2 separate regions of the Mus musculus genome follow, and region 1 is linked to region 2. Evidence: chromatin loops called from intact Hi-C (ENCODE). Cell type or tissue: left cerebral cortex. All regions are shown on one strand. Links, peaks and the distances in the headings refer to the core of each region. The heading gives the core; the rest is flanking DNA.

Region 1 (7,527 bases), core at 1,434-6,433, 140 kb after region 2:
GCGGCCTGCCTGTCTCTCAGTCTCAGCCTCAGCCTGTGCTACTCTAACACGGCCTCATGGCTCCCAGACACTGCATGGTTCTTTCCTGGATGCCTTTGCAGGCCCACTGCCCAGAACGTGCTTAGAGCTTCACCTAGCCGCATTCCGCACACGCACACAGTGCTCACAACTCACGCCTCGCTGCTAGAAAGAGCCTGATGGAGAGAGGTGCACATGACGGCGGTGGTGTGTTCTTGGGTTGCACGCTATGCAATTTAATGAATATTGTCTTACTTAATCCATAAAAAAGAGTTCTGTGGTAGCTAACATAATCCTGTTTACAGAGGAGGAAACGAGGGTTAGAGAGATAAAAACCTTGCCAAGAGGCAAGCACCTTATGAAGCAAAGTCCTGGGAGAGGTGGGAGGAGAGGCAAGGTCATTTGGGAGTTAAGTTCACACAAGCAGAAAGATAATTTGTCTTTTGACACTGGAGGATAGAAGGTGAAGATGGGCGTGGCTGTAGTGCGGATGAGGTGAAGATGGGCGTGGCTATAGTACAGATGAGGGGAAGATGGGCGTGGCTGTAGTACAAATGAGGTGAAGAATGGCTTGGCTGTAATAGGGTGAGGTTGCTTTGGTAGTAAAGATAACAACCACTTAGGCAGTGCAATGTGATTGGCAGATAACTTGATCTGCAAAGTAAGTTGGATTGTTTCCTGAAACTGAAGAGTTTGGGGATTGAGTAGGGCACAGAAAAGAGTTCCCAAAACTTGGAATAGTGTTTGAAGAAGCTGCACTGAAAGGCATGGGAGGAAGAACTGCAGTGTTTGAGGAGGGGCCTGGAGAGATGGAACAGGCTGGGTTTTCAAAGTTGAGTTCCTAGCTCCCACATGGAGATTCACAGCCATCTGTAACTCCAGTTCCAGGGGCTCTAATGCCTTCTTCTGGACTCCACAGGCTCTAGGCATGAACCTGGTTCACAGACATACATGAACGCACAATATGCATACACATAAAATAATAAGGAAATCCACTGCAGCCTGACTAAGATGACTGGTGAGTACCTTGTGGCAGACCAGACTCCACAGTCTGGAGACAGCTGTGGTAACTGTTCCTCGGTGTCGAGCAGACATGGAGGCCTCAGCACTGACAGGATGAGGAGATGGAGGCAAACTGGGCAGTGCAGAGTAGGGAAGGAGATGCCGGCTGAACAAGGAGGGGTTGTAACTGCTGATTGATAGTGATTGTCACATAGTCGGGGCAAGAATCCCTTAGCCCTCGTCTGCTGTGCTTGGCAGGTGAACTTGGACACTGCTGGCCTTACATTGTTGGTATTTGATTATTCCAACACACCCAAGCCACTTGGCTCGGCCCCTTACCCAGCGTATGGTGGATTCCTGTGCCCTGCCACGTAGTTAACTCATGGAAGGACCTGTGCCTGCGCGCTGTTGACTTGAGTACTTTATGGTTGTGATGCTGGTACATTCACTCTATCACAGTGTTTCCTTTGTGTCTGTGGCTTTCTTGTTTGTCTTTTCCCAGCCTCCCGCGGAAGGACAAGAGAAGCAGCTGGTTACATGGAGACTGAAGCTCACCCCTGTTGACTACCTGCTGGGCGTGGCCGACCTAACTGGAGAGTTGATGCGGATGTGTATTAACAGTGTGGGGAACGGGGACATCGACACCCCCTTTGAAGTGAGCCAGTTTTTACGCCAGGTTTACGATGGGTTCTCGTTCATTGGCAACACTGGGCCCTATGAGGTCTCTAAGAAGCTGTACACCTTGAAACAGAGCCTGGCCAAAGTGGAGAACGCTTGCTATGCCCTTAAAGTCCGGGGTTCTGAGATTCCTAAGCACATGCTGGCAGATGTGTTTTCAGTTAAAACAGACATGATTGATCAGGAAGAGAGCATTTCTTAAGCAGCCCCACTCTGCTCTCTAAGGAGCTCCTGGGCGACCAGTTGGTGAGACTGTTCTGAGTGTGCATCTGAGTTTATTGTGGCTTCTGTAGACGTTCCAAGTTGTACTAGTTTGAAGTTGTAAACAGCTGTATATAAGTTTGTCCACAGGGAGGTTGTTTCTTACACTCCCGCGCATTTGCATACAGTGTTTGTATATGTGCTCGCTCTATTGTTGTGTGAACGTGCTTCCGATTGCACTTTCTGCCACACCTACTTTAGTTCACTTTGAACTTGGAGTGACATTTTGGGTGGAAGGAAGTCTCTTAAGTGGGTGATTCTGTCTATGGAGGGAAAAGTGTGGAGAAGCTTCCTGCGTGCCTACGTTCCTCAGCAGGATCATGGCAGGCCTTTAACGTGGCTCAGTACGTGAAACAGCAGTTTAAATATGGAAGTTATCAGTGTTTTCTAAGTGCAAGTTTTGGTGGTGGTATAATGAGAATTCACTTAAAATTCTGGTCAAGTTTAGGTCGTTTTGAATTCGTAGGAAGCAGTTTTCCTGAAGAGTTGATGGGTATCTGGATGTTCACTTTCCCACGTTGTCTTTTCCTTTCTCACCGATGTGGGAAGGAAGGAGCTGACACTGGTCATCACTGGTGACGCTGAGTAACTGACTCCACACTCGTGTGTAGGTTGTGAGCAGCCAGGCCCTTTGTCGTGTGTTAGGTGTGGTGCACTTGTCTACCCCAGCCGTCCTGGGACCCCAGAGGAGCAGCCACAGTGCTCCCAGTGCTGACAACCCAAGCCTTGACCCTGCCCTTGGTGTGAGCTAGCGATGTTGCCAAAGAAAAAGAATTGTGAGTAATTCAGCAATAAGACGATGGCCAACACTGGAGGGAGCGTCGGGCGTGGGTTCATCTCCCCAGTCAGTCAGAGTCATCTGTGGTGAGAGCCTGGCTTGAGCGTGGCCTGCGGCTGTCAACGCCACATGCTTTCAACGAGTTCTGTGACTTTTCACAACTTAGATACTGGGCTTTATTTTTGGAAAGAATATCTATTTGTAAGGCTGGTTCTTTGAAAGTGTAATTTTCCAAAAAGTCTCACCAAAAGTAAAATAAAGTGTGTACATGCCTGGTAAGTTAGACTTGTTGTCCTGGTGGTGATGAGGCTTCGCCTTCCTGTAGTAAGATGGACTCCTGAGCTGTAGTCAGTCCTGGTACCTGCTCTGTCTGTCTGGTTTTTTTCAGCTACTTCAAGTGGAATTTATAATGTTAAAATAATGGATTGAAGAATGTTTTACAGAAATTTAAAGCAAACTTTAAATAAAATATTAAAATACAGCAGCCCTCTGGTTAAGCTTTTAAGCTCCATTGTGTATTGTGGGCGTGGTGGGCGTGGTGGGCAGAGGTCAGACACAGCTTGTGCAGACGGGTCTGTTCCTTGCACTGTGGGTGACGGGGACACTGGTGGGTGTCAGGTTGGGATAAGGGCCTTTTTCATCCGGCGAGGCCACCTCGTGACTCCCAGAGCCTGGTGTTTTGATGGTATTTAGAAATATATAGTGAATCAGTAATGTGATTTTTGGGTAAAATGGGACATTTAAGATTGGCTCGGGTAATGTGGAGGTCTATTTTTCCTCCCTTAAGCCCCGAGACAAGATGTCCTAGTGGTATGACTCAACCTGAAATGTAGTCAGGGACTTCCCTTGTGTCTCTGTGGTCTGCATCCTCTCTCAGTGCCTCCCCGGGTTGCCTGGTTTCAGATATGGTAGGGATGCTCCAGAAGTGGACGTCCTTGTGTTCTCTCAGGTTAAAATGAGCTCCATCTGCTCACAAGAAAGACATCCTTCACAGCACTCGGACTCAGACTCAGACTCAGATACCTCATCCCACCCCGTCCAGGGCTAACAGGGAAACACTAGAAAGCCAGGCTGTCAGAGGAGCACAGAAATGGCCTGTGGCATAATTAGCAGCGCCCCCTGCAGGCGACCGAGCACCACTGCCCCTGCTGTGTTCTTTGTGCAGTGGGCGGCTTGAGGGCTCAGTCTAAATTGTGTGTGACAGCACCATCTGCTTTGGTGGCCTTTCTGTTTATCACAAAAAGGAACTGGTTCAAGGGCTGGCAGAATGGAACCTCACAACCAGCATCCCTGAAGCCCACACGGTAGGAAGAGAGAGACTGGTCACGGGGCCCTATGGCAAGCCCTTCCCCACTGCAAACTAAATAAATAGAAACGTAATTAAAAAAAAATAGGAGAAAGCAAGTCAGGCTCTCATGGCAAGTGGGTGACTGAATTTTGAAATGAAAGTGGATTATTTCTTTTCAGTTGTGATTTCTTGTGCCTCTTAAATGCGTGGTGTTCACAGAGAACCTGGGAGTCTTGGTCACCCTCAAAGGAGATCGACACTTAAGTGAGAGATTGGCAGAATGGCTCCACACTCCTTTCTGTCTAAAGAGACTCACGTTAGAGTGGAAGACAAGTGGATTGAAGTGAAAGGGTGGAAAATAGATATCCCATGCAAACAGGACCCAAGAGAGAATCTGATTGGTCTCTGAGAGCAGATACAATAGACCTAATCTTTATTTAGCTGCAAACAGAGAATAGCATTTTATAATAAGTTCAATCCAATAATTATAGAACAGCTCAAAGGAAAAATGCTAATAAATGGGGTGTGTGCGCGCGCGCATGTGTGCGCGTGTACATGTGTGTGTGTGTGTGTGTACGTGTGTGCATGCAGGTGCATATGTACATACATGTGCATGTAGTGGCCTATGTAGTCCAGGCTGGCCACAAACTCATAGCCTTCCAGCCTATGGGGTTTTACACAGCCATGTCCAGTCTTATATTTTTTAAGACATGTAAATCCCACTGAGCAAATGTCTCCCATTGTGTCCTTTGCTCCATTAACAGGATCACTTTTTAATTTGGAGATTAGAAACTGGTTATTCCCTGGATATACAGAGTCTATGTTTCAGTAGAAATGTGCTTTGTAGTTCATAATTTACCATCATGATGGTCAGGGACATATTGTACAGGATCCCATAAAATAAGCACCTGCTAGTGGTGTCACCTGGGTTTATAAGCAAACTGTACACAAACAGCAACACTGCCCCTTGACACCTCTCAAAATGTGGGTCAAGTGAGGGCCAGCTCTGTGCCATCTCAGCATTCAGGTTAAAGGTTTTTGTTTTTGTTTTCTGGAAGAAGTCTTAATTTGTAACTTTTCTCAGTAATCTAGAAAAACAAAGTTGCATCCTTCCTATTGTGTGTGTTGCTTTAAAAAGCATGATGGCAGGAGCAGTGGAGAGCTGGCGAGCTGGTGCAGCAGTTAAGAGCACAAATGGAGATTAATTAAATATTGTGAGACCGAGGAAATAGCCCAGGTAGAGCTATTGCTTAGCACGTGCAAGGCCCTAAGTTCAGAAAACCAAGAAACCAAAACCAAAACCATGACAGAACAACGCCCAGGGAACATGAAACACTGAGTCCAAGAACAACTTCCATTCTCTGCCTGCCTTGTCTGCTTAACACAGGCATGTGTTCATAAAACACATAACACATATACAATCACACTTGCATGTGCACACACAAAGCGTTTCTCTGGGACACCTATTAGTACGTCCATGTGTGTGTGACTAAAGAACAGCCACTCCAAATGGCAGGATCCTGATGGCAGGGATCCGTCAGGAAGGAAGAGCTGGGTTACCCTACTTAGAATCAACGCTTTGGGGCTGTGATCATGGGGTAGGTGAGGGACGCACTGTGAGCTCTAATAATTACCTTAAGAGTTGCTCAGGAAACAGGGCTTTAGGAATAGCACATTTCCCCCTCTCTTTGTAATGTATATATTTTATAAATTAGGGGTGTGTGTGTGTGTGTTTTCCTCCTCTTAACTCTGTCATAGGGTATGGTGTTTTCATTTAGACTTCAAATTGTTGGATGTCAAAGGCAAACTATTGCCTTGAAGGAGTGGGCACCATAGCAATGGACCTATCAGGTAGAGATCTCCTTCTTGTCCCCCTTTCTCACCCATGGCATCAAGGACAGGTGCAAACCTCATGTGTAAACACAGTATATTTAGAAGTTCCACTGTGCACCAAGTGTGTGAGCACAAAAGACCAAATTGCTAGACTGTACGGTGGTGTCTGTTGGTTGGTTTTAGCCCCTTGTAGTTCCTGCAAAGGGGCTGGAGTCTTGGGGACACAGCTGTGTGACTTGCTTGCCTTCAGTGTTCCACCTGCATTGGAACAAAGGGACCCCAGATGACCAGCAAAGGCTGGCATGAGCAGATGGCATACGTGAGGGTTCGCAGGAGCCTCTCTGTTCTGCCGCTCACCTGCTCAGGCTGCAGGCAGCAGAGGTTATGACCTGGGCTTCCTGCAATTTCTGCAACCCCCCGACTTCCTGCCCTTGCTGGCTGCGATCCCAGCCTTCCCTTCCTCCAGCCCTTCCACTGTTTGGAAGCACCTGTGTTAAGTCCTTTCCTGAGCGGGCTACCCAAAGTGCGCTCTGTTTTCCTAAGTGAGCATGACAGCAGGCTGCCCTTGTCAGACTAGAAATACAACTGGTCTTAGGCATAACCAGGAAGGTGTAGATTTCAGGACTTTAGTGTCCCTGTATCAAGTGGGCCAAGATCTGATGTTCAAGAAGGCCGCGTAGATGTGAGAGAATGGGTTCAGGCCGCACCATTCTGTTTCCCATCTTCACGTTGGGATGGCCACATGCAGAAAACAGCTTATCTGACCTCATACTGACCATCTGCACCCTGTGGAGCACAGGACCCTCTCTGTCTGCATACTGTTGAGCTCAGTCCTCGGTTCCTAGTTGAAATGCCAAAGAAATCAATAGCCAACTTGAATAAAGGTCAGTGACTTCAAAGAGGATACAAACAGATGAAAGCAGGATGTCACCGCAAGACCTGTGTAAGAAAGTCAGCATCACGGGTGGGAAAGTTATGGAGGATATTGAGATTTTGAAACACACACACAAATACACACACAAATACATAGATACAGGCACATACACATTTACACATTTGTATACACAGACATACAGATACACATTTACACATTGGTAGATGTACATAGACACAGATATGCACATACACACTTAACATACATGCTATAAACATGCAGATATACATACGCACACATACCTTAATGAGACACGTTATCATGATGACAGACAGAGCTTGTTTCTGAGTCTTCACAATAGACTGTCGTTAACCTGATTCTTCTCACTTACGGCGTCTCTGGAGGCTGCTCTCATCCCCCATTATCCCAGAAGTCTGCCCTCTTTCCAGTAGTTTTCTGATTAGATCGTCCTCCTTCACCCTGACACATATATACTGTCTGCATTGACATATCCTAGATACATGTAAAATATGTATGCACACGCACAGTTGTACACAGAAATAGTTATTGCTAATTAAGGGTTAGGATTTTGTACTAATGCATTTTTTTTTTCATCAGAAGAGATTCACAGATAGATGACTTTATGTGGTAATCAGTGTGCTTACACAGCTGACCTCTACCGTCCCAGGCGCTGTGAAGTAGCAGGATCTGCTACAGCGTGTTAAGGGGTATACACCATTGTTTGTTAGCTGGGTACTGTGGCTCGCACCTTTAATCCCTGCGCTTAGGAGGAGG
Region 2 (7,527 bases), core at 1,152-6,151:
GGCTGCAGTGGTGACCTCTGCGATCTTTCTATGCATGGAGAGCTAGAAAAAGACAGAGAAACTGCTGGCCTGATGAGTTAATGAAGCTGAGGAGTCTTAACAACCCTGAATCACTGCAGAAGCCATTTAGGGTTTTACATCATTTTATGGCTTACTACTACCTCTTTTATTCAAGAGACAAGAAATAGCCTTTAGACCCAATGGACATAAAAACATGGCATCGTTGACAAAACCCACAGCTACAAGCTAGTGGGAAAATGGGTTTCAGCACCCACATTCTAACAGGACATTAAGTGATCAGAGCAGAGCTCACTTTAGAAATCAGGGGCAAGCCGGGCATGGTGGCGCATGCCTTTGATCCCAGCACTTGGGAGGCAGAGGCAGAGGCAGGAGGATTTCTGAGTTCAAGGATAGCCTGGTCTACAGAGTGAGTTTCAGTACAGCCAAGGCTATACAGAGAAACCCTTGAAAAAACAAAAAACAAAACAAAAAAACAAAAAAAAAACCAAAAAAAGAAAAAGAAAAAAAAATAAAAGCTTAGGGGCTCCACCTACCCACCTATCCCTACTCAACAACCTGAAGTAAGTATTACAATCTGGAATTCTCTTAAAAGTTGTTTTTAAGGCAGGGTCTCTACAGATCCCTGGCTGTCCTGAAATTCACCTTGTTGATCAGGCTGGCCTTGAACTCAGAGATCCGCTTGCTCCTGCCTCCCAGTGCTCTGATTAAAAGTGTGCACCAGCATGCCAGGCTCTTGTTTTTTAAAATGCAGCACAGCATTTGAAGAGTCACAGAAGGTCCCTTCCCTGTGCTTGAGGTATGTGCATCTCTACTCAGTTACTAAGTTTCAAAAACCATCAGGGCAGCAGGTGTAGCAGTGGGTAGGGTGCTTGCCTAGTATGAGAAAGCCAGGGTTTTTTTTCTCCAACACAGCATAAATAGCATTATGGCACATTCCTGTAATCCCAGCCCTTGGGATGTGGAGTCAGGATTAGAAATTCAAGGTCATCCTTGGTTACAGCACCAGCCCAAAACCAGTCTGGGCTGAAACTTATCTCAAGAAAACAAAATGACCAAAACCAAATCTCTGGCATTCTTAAGGAGTGACATTGCATTCTTTTTTTTAAAACTCCTAACCTACACACAGCCTGAACTCTTCTCAGACAGGGAGTTCTGCATTTGCCAGAAGTCTCAGTGCCTCCAAACCCAGGCTGGTGGTGAAGTGTCTGCAGGGGCTGGAGTCACTTACCCGCCTACTGCTAGGATCCTTGGTGTGGCTTTTCAGCAAGACTTACTTCCTGAACATGGCAAAACACGCTGCAGCAGCAAATCCATTCAGTTCTGGAATATGTTAAAAATTCAACGTAGTCCTTGTGATTCTCCCACCTCCCCCAAAAAGATGCATCCAATTAGCCATGGAACATGCTACTTTTCAGTGACTTTTGGATGCCTGCAAAGTTTTATAAAGGCTTCCTTCCACATGCTACAAATACTGACAGACCTGAGGCCCACATATTGAAATTTATCCCAAACCAGTTTTCCCAACTCATTTCTTTTCATGTTGATCTGTCTCAGTACAGGACACAGGTGTGTCACACAGCACTGACCATTACGAAGCCATTTTGTTGACTTGGAATGTTTTACAACATACTTAAACCCTGTGGACCTAATATTTTTCTAGGCAGCATGGAAGTGCACTGCTCCTAGATGTGCTAACGTGAGAAGTGTCTTTCAAGTTAAAGAGTAGCCTGAAATGTTCTGGTGTGACCATACACTCTACTTAAAGAATTATTAAAAAACAGAGCAAGACATGGTATGTGCTCTTGACAGTCCCAGTATTGGGGGGTTGTATGTGATGCTTAACACATTATCTTTCTCCTTTTGACTGCATTTTTCAGAGGGCACTTTTATATGCTGTCTGTGTCTCTGAGGAATGTGCTGACATTGTGTAATGTAAATACAAATGACGCATCTGTAGCACGTGTACACGTACACACACAAAGACACAGAGCAGAGCCTCAGACCACAGAAGTCGTGCTCTCGGGATTCACCCGCAGGAGCCGGGATGCGTTCCGGAGGTCCTGCAGCTGCTTGGCGGGCTTCCCCACACCTTCCTCAAACCTCCTCTCCACCACCGGGAGGACAGTTTCATAGAGAAAGGATGCGTTCTGCCTGATGAAGGCCTTCTTCTCGGGGTCCTGCTCACAGCGCAGGCTGTAGTCCACATGCTGCACAGCCACCAGGATGATTTCTACCAGGCTCTCCAGGAGCACCATGTGGAGCTCAGGGAAGTACAGTTTCAATGCCTCCTCCAGGAAGCCCATAGTCTGCTTGGTGAAGGCTACCACCGTGTAGCTCAAGTTCACCCAGCAGTCATCTCCCGTGTACTGCTCAAAGTTACTGACCCCGCAACTTTTCATCTCCTCCTTGAGCTTGCCCAGGGCCTCAGGAGTCATCAGGTTCATGCGGCGCCACATCTCCTCCGAGTTTCGGTGCTTGGTGGCTTCAATGATAATCTCCTTGTAACTGTGCAGGGCGCCCTGGATGTCCTTCACCAGCAGGGCGTGGATGATGAAGGTGAGGTCCAGCCCAATCTCTCCCAGCTGCTGGCAGTGCTCCTTGGCCACCTTCACACACTCAGCAGCGGTGGACAGGCTCTCCTTGCTGTCAAAAACCTGCTTGCTGAAAGCATCCACGAACATGCCCATGGCCGACCTTGCCCAGACCACAAAGGCAGAGTAGCAGCCACTGTCAGTGCCTGCAAAGTCCGTCTCAAACTCTCTCGCGGTCTCTAGGAGGCTGGTAAAGAAGACGTGGCACAGCTTGTGAATGTAGAGCAGCGTGGCGCCCTCAATCCTGAGCTGGCGGATGGCAGTGTGCACGGCTGCGGCCCTGTTCCTCAGAAACAGCTCGCAAGCCTTCGTGCACTGGCCCAGCCGGATCAGCTGAGACACGGCTCTCCGAGTAGCCTTGGGGCCGCCTCTCAGAGAGCGATCCGGGGAGAGCTCAAACACAAGCACCTCGGTGAGCTGTCGCACTCGTTCGTCCACTTTGGCCCTCAGCTCTTTCACAGGAGGTGGGCTGGGCTTATCTTCCAGGTAGTGATTTAATTTGTCCAGCAAGTCCACGGCACCCTCAAAGTCCCTCTGTGCAATACAAACATCCAAGTCTTCCGGCAGCTCTTGGATCCACTCCATGGAAAGGTCAACCTTTTCCTCCTCCGCCTCAGGGGTGGCCAGTTCTTCATCATCCTCGTCCTCAAACGGGTTGCTGCCCTTGGAAGTGACCGGTGGTGGCGCACGCGGGGCTGCTGCCTCCTCCTGCTCCCGCCTCCTCTTGTCGCTGAGGGCCCTCTTGGTTTCCTCCAGCACTTCCAGCCACTCGCGCTTGATCTTGGCATTTTCCGCCTGGAAGATTCGGCTCTCGGGGAACATGAGAAGCTTGAACATGTCTTTCATGGGCGGATTGTCTTTGACGTTGACCACCGCCAGGCGGTCCAGCGGGTAGAGTGCGTTGTAGCGGTACATGCCTCGCCGTTGTGGCAGCCAGGTGGCCACCAGCAGACAGTCGTTCATGAGGAAGCCGTGCACGCGCTGCAGCTGGGCCATGTGGTCCGCATCGTATTCCACCAGGTCCCCGTTGTACACCAGGTACTGACCTGGCGTCTCCAACAGGTCCCTGCAGCCCTCCACCTTCTCCAGCAGCGTGGTGAGCGTTCGCTGCTTGCCCTCCTCGCCCGTCCCGGAACCCTCTCGAGGGACGCCCGCCGGCCCGGGCAGGAAGCCCGCCTGGACCGCCCCGCGCTCCCGCGGCCCCGCGCCGGCCGTGTCCTCACCCGCAGAGGCGCCCGCGGCGGCGGCGGGCAGCAGTGCCAGCGGGATGCTCTCCAGGCTGCTCTTCTGCTCAGTCAGCAGGTGGCTCAGCTGGTACATTTCGCTCTCCAGGTAGGAGATCTCCCGCGCCGTCTCGATGAACTGCCGGTAGTTCTGGTAGACGTTGCGCTTCAGGTTCTGTGCCGTCTCCTCTGCCAGCGCCTGCACCCGCTGCCGGTGCTCCTGCAGGTCGCGGTCGCCGTCCGACTGCTGCGACAGTTGCTTCACGTACAGCCGCGCCTCGAAGCCCCCCGACTCCAGCTGCCTCCGCAGGCGGCTCGCCCCGCTGTCCGACATGGCTGCCACTCGTCTTGCTCCCGCGGCCCGCAGTGGCTGTTACTCGCCGCCTCCGGGCCCCACCCGAGCCCGGTGGAGAAGGCAGCGGAGGAAGCGGGGCGGGAGCAACACCCAAACGCCTGCGCCGGAGCCGAGCGCTGCATTGCGCCTGTGCCAGAGTCGAGCCGCTCGCACTGCGCCTGCGCCCGGGGCGGAGTGCGGACAATGCGCCTGCGCGGAAACGGCAGCGTCTTAAGGCGCGTGCGCGGACGAGCCAGCACGGAAGTCAGAGGAGGGTCCGGCACGGACCAGACTTGACGTGTGTCGCCGGACCTCAGCGGCTGTCAGGAGACAACCGGCTGCCTAAAGCCGTCCCCAGCCCGAGCCCAGCGTTCCTAAGCCTGTGCCCGCGGGGCAGCGCCGAGCCACCTTCGGTTAGGCGTTCGAGGCTAGCCCGCGCGCCCTGACAGCAGGGCCGGGAGGCCTCGCGAGATCCGTGCGCCGCACGAGCCCGACCGGCGTCTTGGGAGCGGCCGAGGTGGGAGTAGCGGGATGGACGAGGATCTGGTGGTCGCGTTGCGGCTGCAGGAGGAGTGGGACGTGCAGATGGCGCGGCGCGCGGCGGCGGCGCGGGAGCCCGTGTCGTTGGTGGACGCGTCCTGGGAGCTGGTGGACCCCACCCCAGACCTGCAGGCGCTCTTCCTGCAGTTTAACGATCGCTTCTTCTGGGGTCAGCTGGAGGCGGTGGAGGTGAAGTGGAGTGTGCGCATGACCCTGTGAGTGCGTCCGCGAACGGCTCGGAACGTCGGGAAGGGCCAGGCCGCTAAATTGTCGTTGGTGTCCCCGCCTCGCGGCGCAGGGAGAGGTCGCCGGGAAACGTGCCCACTCCCCAGTCCCGGGCCCAACGTCCCTCAGTGATGAACCAGCCGGATCCCTTATCAGAGTTTGAGAAATCCTATTCGAGATAGTAATCTGCCCCGCACATACACTGTCACATAGCAGCTTGAGGTAAAGCAGGCTAAGACGTAGTGTACTTCTAACCTCATACCAGCCCTGTGACTGTTTTGGGAGAAGTGCCCATGTATGCCTGTGCGGAGGGGAGAGGGTGACAGTGGGTGAGGGTTAGCAAGTGTTAACTCTCTGAAGCCAAGTGACCCACTCAGGAAAGCCATCCTCCCATCAGGGACGTTTTCTTGTGAAACAGTTCTTGCCCAAGAACTGTTAGGGATTTGCTGCCCACCCCCACCCCCTTTTTTGTGGGGAGAGGGGAGAGGGCCTCACTATGTATCTGTGGCTGTCCTGGAACATACTCTGTAGACCAGGCTGGCCTGGAACTCGGAGATCCTCCTGCATCTGCCTTCCACGTGCTGGGATTAAAGGCCTGCACCACCATGCCAGACTAAGGTTTGCTTTTTGTTCTGTCTCCTCTGTATTCGTTGACCCTAATCCATTGTTGTGACTGTTTTCCAGGTGTGCTGGGATCTGCACCTATGAAGGGAGAGGAGGCATGTGCTCCATCCGTCTCAGTGAGCCCCTGTTAAAACTGAGACCAAGAAAGGACCTTGTAGAGGTATTCTTTGCATAAGCCTGATTCTCAACAAGTTGATTTGCAGGATTTATTTATTTATTTATTTATTTTTAAGAGATGGGTTCTTTGTTTGTTTGTTTGTTTGTTTTTCGAGACAGGGTTTCTCTGTGTAGTCCTGGCTGTCCTGGAACTCACTCTGTAGACTGGGCTGGCCTCGAACTCAGAAATCCGCCTGCCTCTGCCTCCCAAGTGCTGGGATTAAGGGCGTGTGCCACCACCACCCGGCTAGAGATGGGTTCTTGATAGCAGCCCATACTGGCTTCAACCACAAGATCCTCTTGCCTCTACCCAAGGGTTTACAGCTGTGCACCACCATTCCTGGCCAGGTTATTTTGTTGATTTTAAGAGACAAGAGTCTCTGTTCCTTAGGTTGGCCCTGGTCTTTATGCTTCTCTTGCTTCAGCTTCCCCAGTGAGCTGTCATGCCCATACCCAGCTATTTTTAGAGGGGTTGATGGTGAGCTGATCTCAAACGCCTGAGCTTTCTGCCTCCATCTTGAGATTTGCCATCACGGGTACGCACCAGGCTGTCGGCTCTTTCAGTGTTGGCATTTCCGGTTCGGCACCTGGAGTCTGGATTGTAGAGTTTTCACTATCAGGATTTTAAAGTTTTGTGTGGTTGGATTCACTGACCTTTTGGGTTTGGGTTGGTTAAGTTAAATGGGCCTTTGTGAAAAATGTTAATTCTGTGAAGGGGATTGTTGACTGGGTTCTGCAGAGCTTGGAATATTATATGTAAAGGTTTGTACTTGGGTCTGCAGAAGGATAGGACTGCAGGTTAAGAAAGAGAATTCATGCCGGGCGTGGTGGCAGAAACCTTTAATCCCAGCACTTGGGAGGCAGAGGCAGGCGGATTTCTGAGTTCAAGGCCAGCCTGGTCTACAGAGTGAGTTCCAGGATAGCCAGGGCTACACAGAGAAACCCTGTCTCAAAAGACCAAAAAAAAAAAGAAAGAGAATTCCTTTTATCTTTAGACATGCCCTAGAAAATTAATACGCTGGTTTTCTGTTTCAGACTCTTTTGCATGAAATGATACATGCCTACTTATTTGTCACTAATAATGATAAAGACCGGGAAGGACACGGCCCAGAGTTCTGTAAACATATGCATCGAATCAACCAACTGACAGGAGCCAACATAACGGTATACTGAGCCACACAGGTGTGGGGAGCAAGCAAGATCAGGGTTTTACTGTCTAGCCCAGTCTGGCCTCAAACTCACAATTCTAACTCAGCCCAAGTGGTGGGATTATGGGTATGTGCTACCAAACCCAGTAGCCATTCAGTAAAAGTGAACTAGGTAGAAACGGATATTTTTAGCCTTGAGCAAAAGCCCTATCATCTAGGCTCTAGGTGGAGTGGCTAAGGAGCCAGCAAGCCTCTTTGCTGGGGCTTCCATTAACTGCAGGTCAGCATCTCAGGCATACATTATCCTCCTCTGACCTTCAGGGGCAGCTCCAGCTCATCCTAAATTCTCCCTCATCGTCCCGACAGTGACAATGTTGGAGGAGATATCACAGCCAGGGCTGAGGTGTGCTGTCCCCTACACTAGGGGTCATGCCTATATCCAGAACTGTCTGTTGCTATGCAATGATGTAACAGCAGTTTTGAGCTCTTGACCGTAAGGATGTACAGTGTCTCAGCACCCTGAGCACTGACTAAATGTTGTTAATTATGGGGATTTTCTTTGTTTCCTTGGGAAGGATTTGGCCCTTTAGCAGTTTTTATCATTTCTAGGAACTTAAGCAAATATGTGTGCTTTCTAACATTTCCCTTTTTACTTAGTTTTATTT

What was found. Peaks named below come from ENCODE experiments on the same cell type or tissue, not always from the same donor. Only the 100,000 strongest peaks of a DNase experiment are listed, where the experiment ranks them.
Region 1: it touches region 2 in a loop (4-fold over the local background); 19 of 42 quality-filtered maps call a loop at or near these places.

Annotation. Positions count from the first base shown.
Region 1 is chr8:125,030,975-125,038,501 of GRCm38, forward strand. Tsnax (translin-associated factor X) reads left to right here. Exons shown (of 6, transcript NM_016909.3): 6 at 1,523-3,234. The coding sequence ends at 1,900. Among named protein-coding and RNA genes, the nearest start is that of Disc1, 19 kb to the right of the region's middle. In left cerebral cortex, for the core only: a CTCF peak has its summit at 3,854 (motif pointing left); a DNase peak (open chromatin) is centred at 3,849.
Region 2 is chr8:124,893,458-124,900,984 of GRCm38, forward strand. Exoc8 (exocyst complex component 8) reads right to left here and starts at 4,248. Exons shown (of 1, transcript NM_198103.2): 1 at 1-4,248. The coding sequence starts at 4,169. The coding sequence ends at 2,019. Sprtn (SprT-like N-terminal domain) reads left to right here and starts at 4,437. Exons shown (of 5, transcript NM_001111141.2): 1 at 4,437-4,924; 2 at 5,619-5,718; 3 at 6,750-6,878. The coding sequence starts at 4,701. In left cerebral cortex, for the core only: CTCF peaks have their summits at 3,293 and 3,496; DNase peaks (open chromatin) are centred at 1,178, 3,435 and 4,332; H3K4me3 peaks cover 3,076 bases; H3K27ac peaks cover 2,053 bases.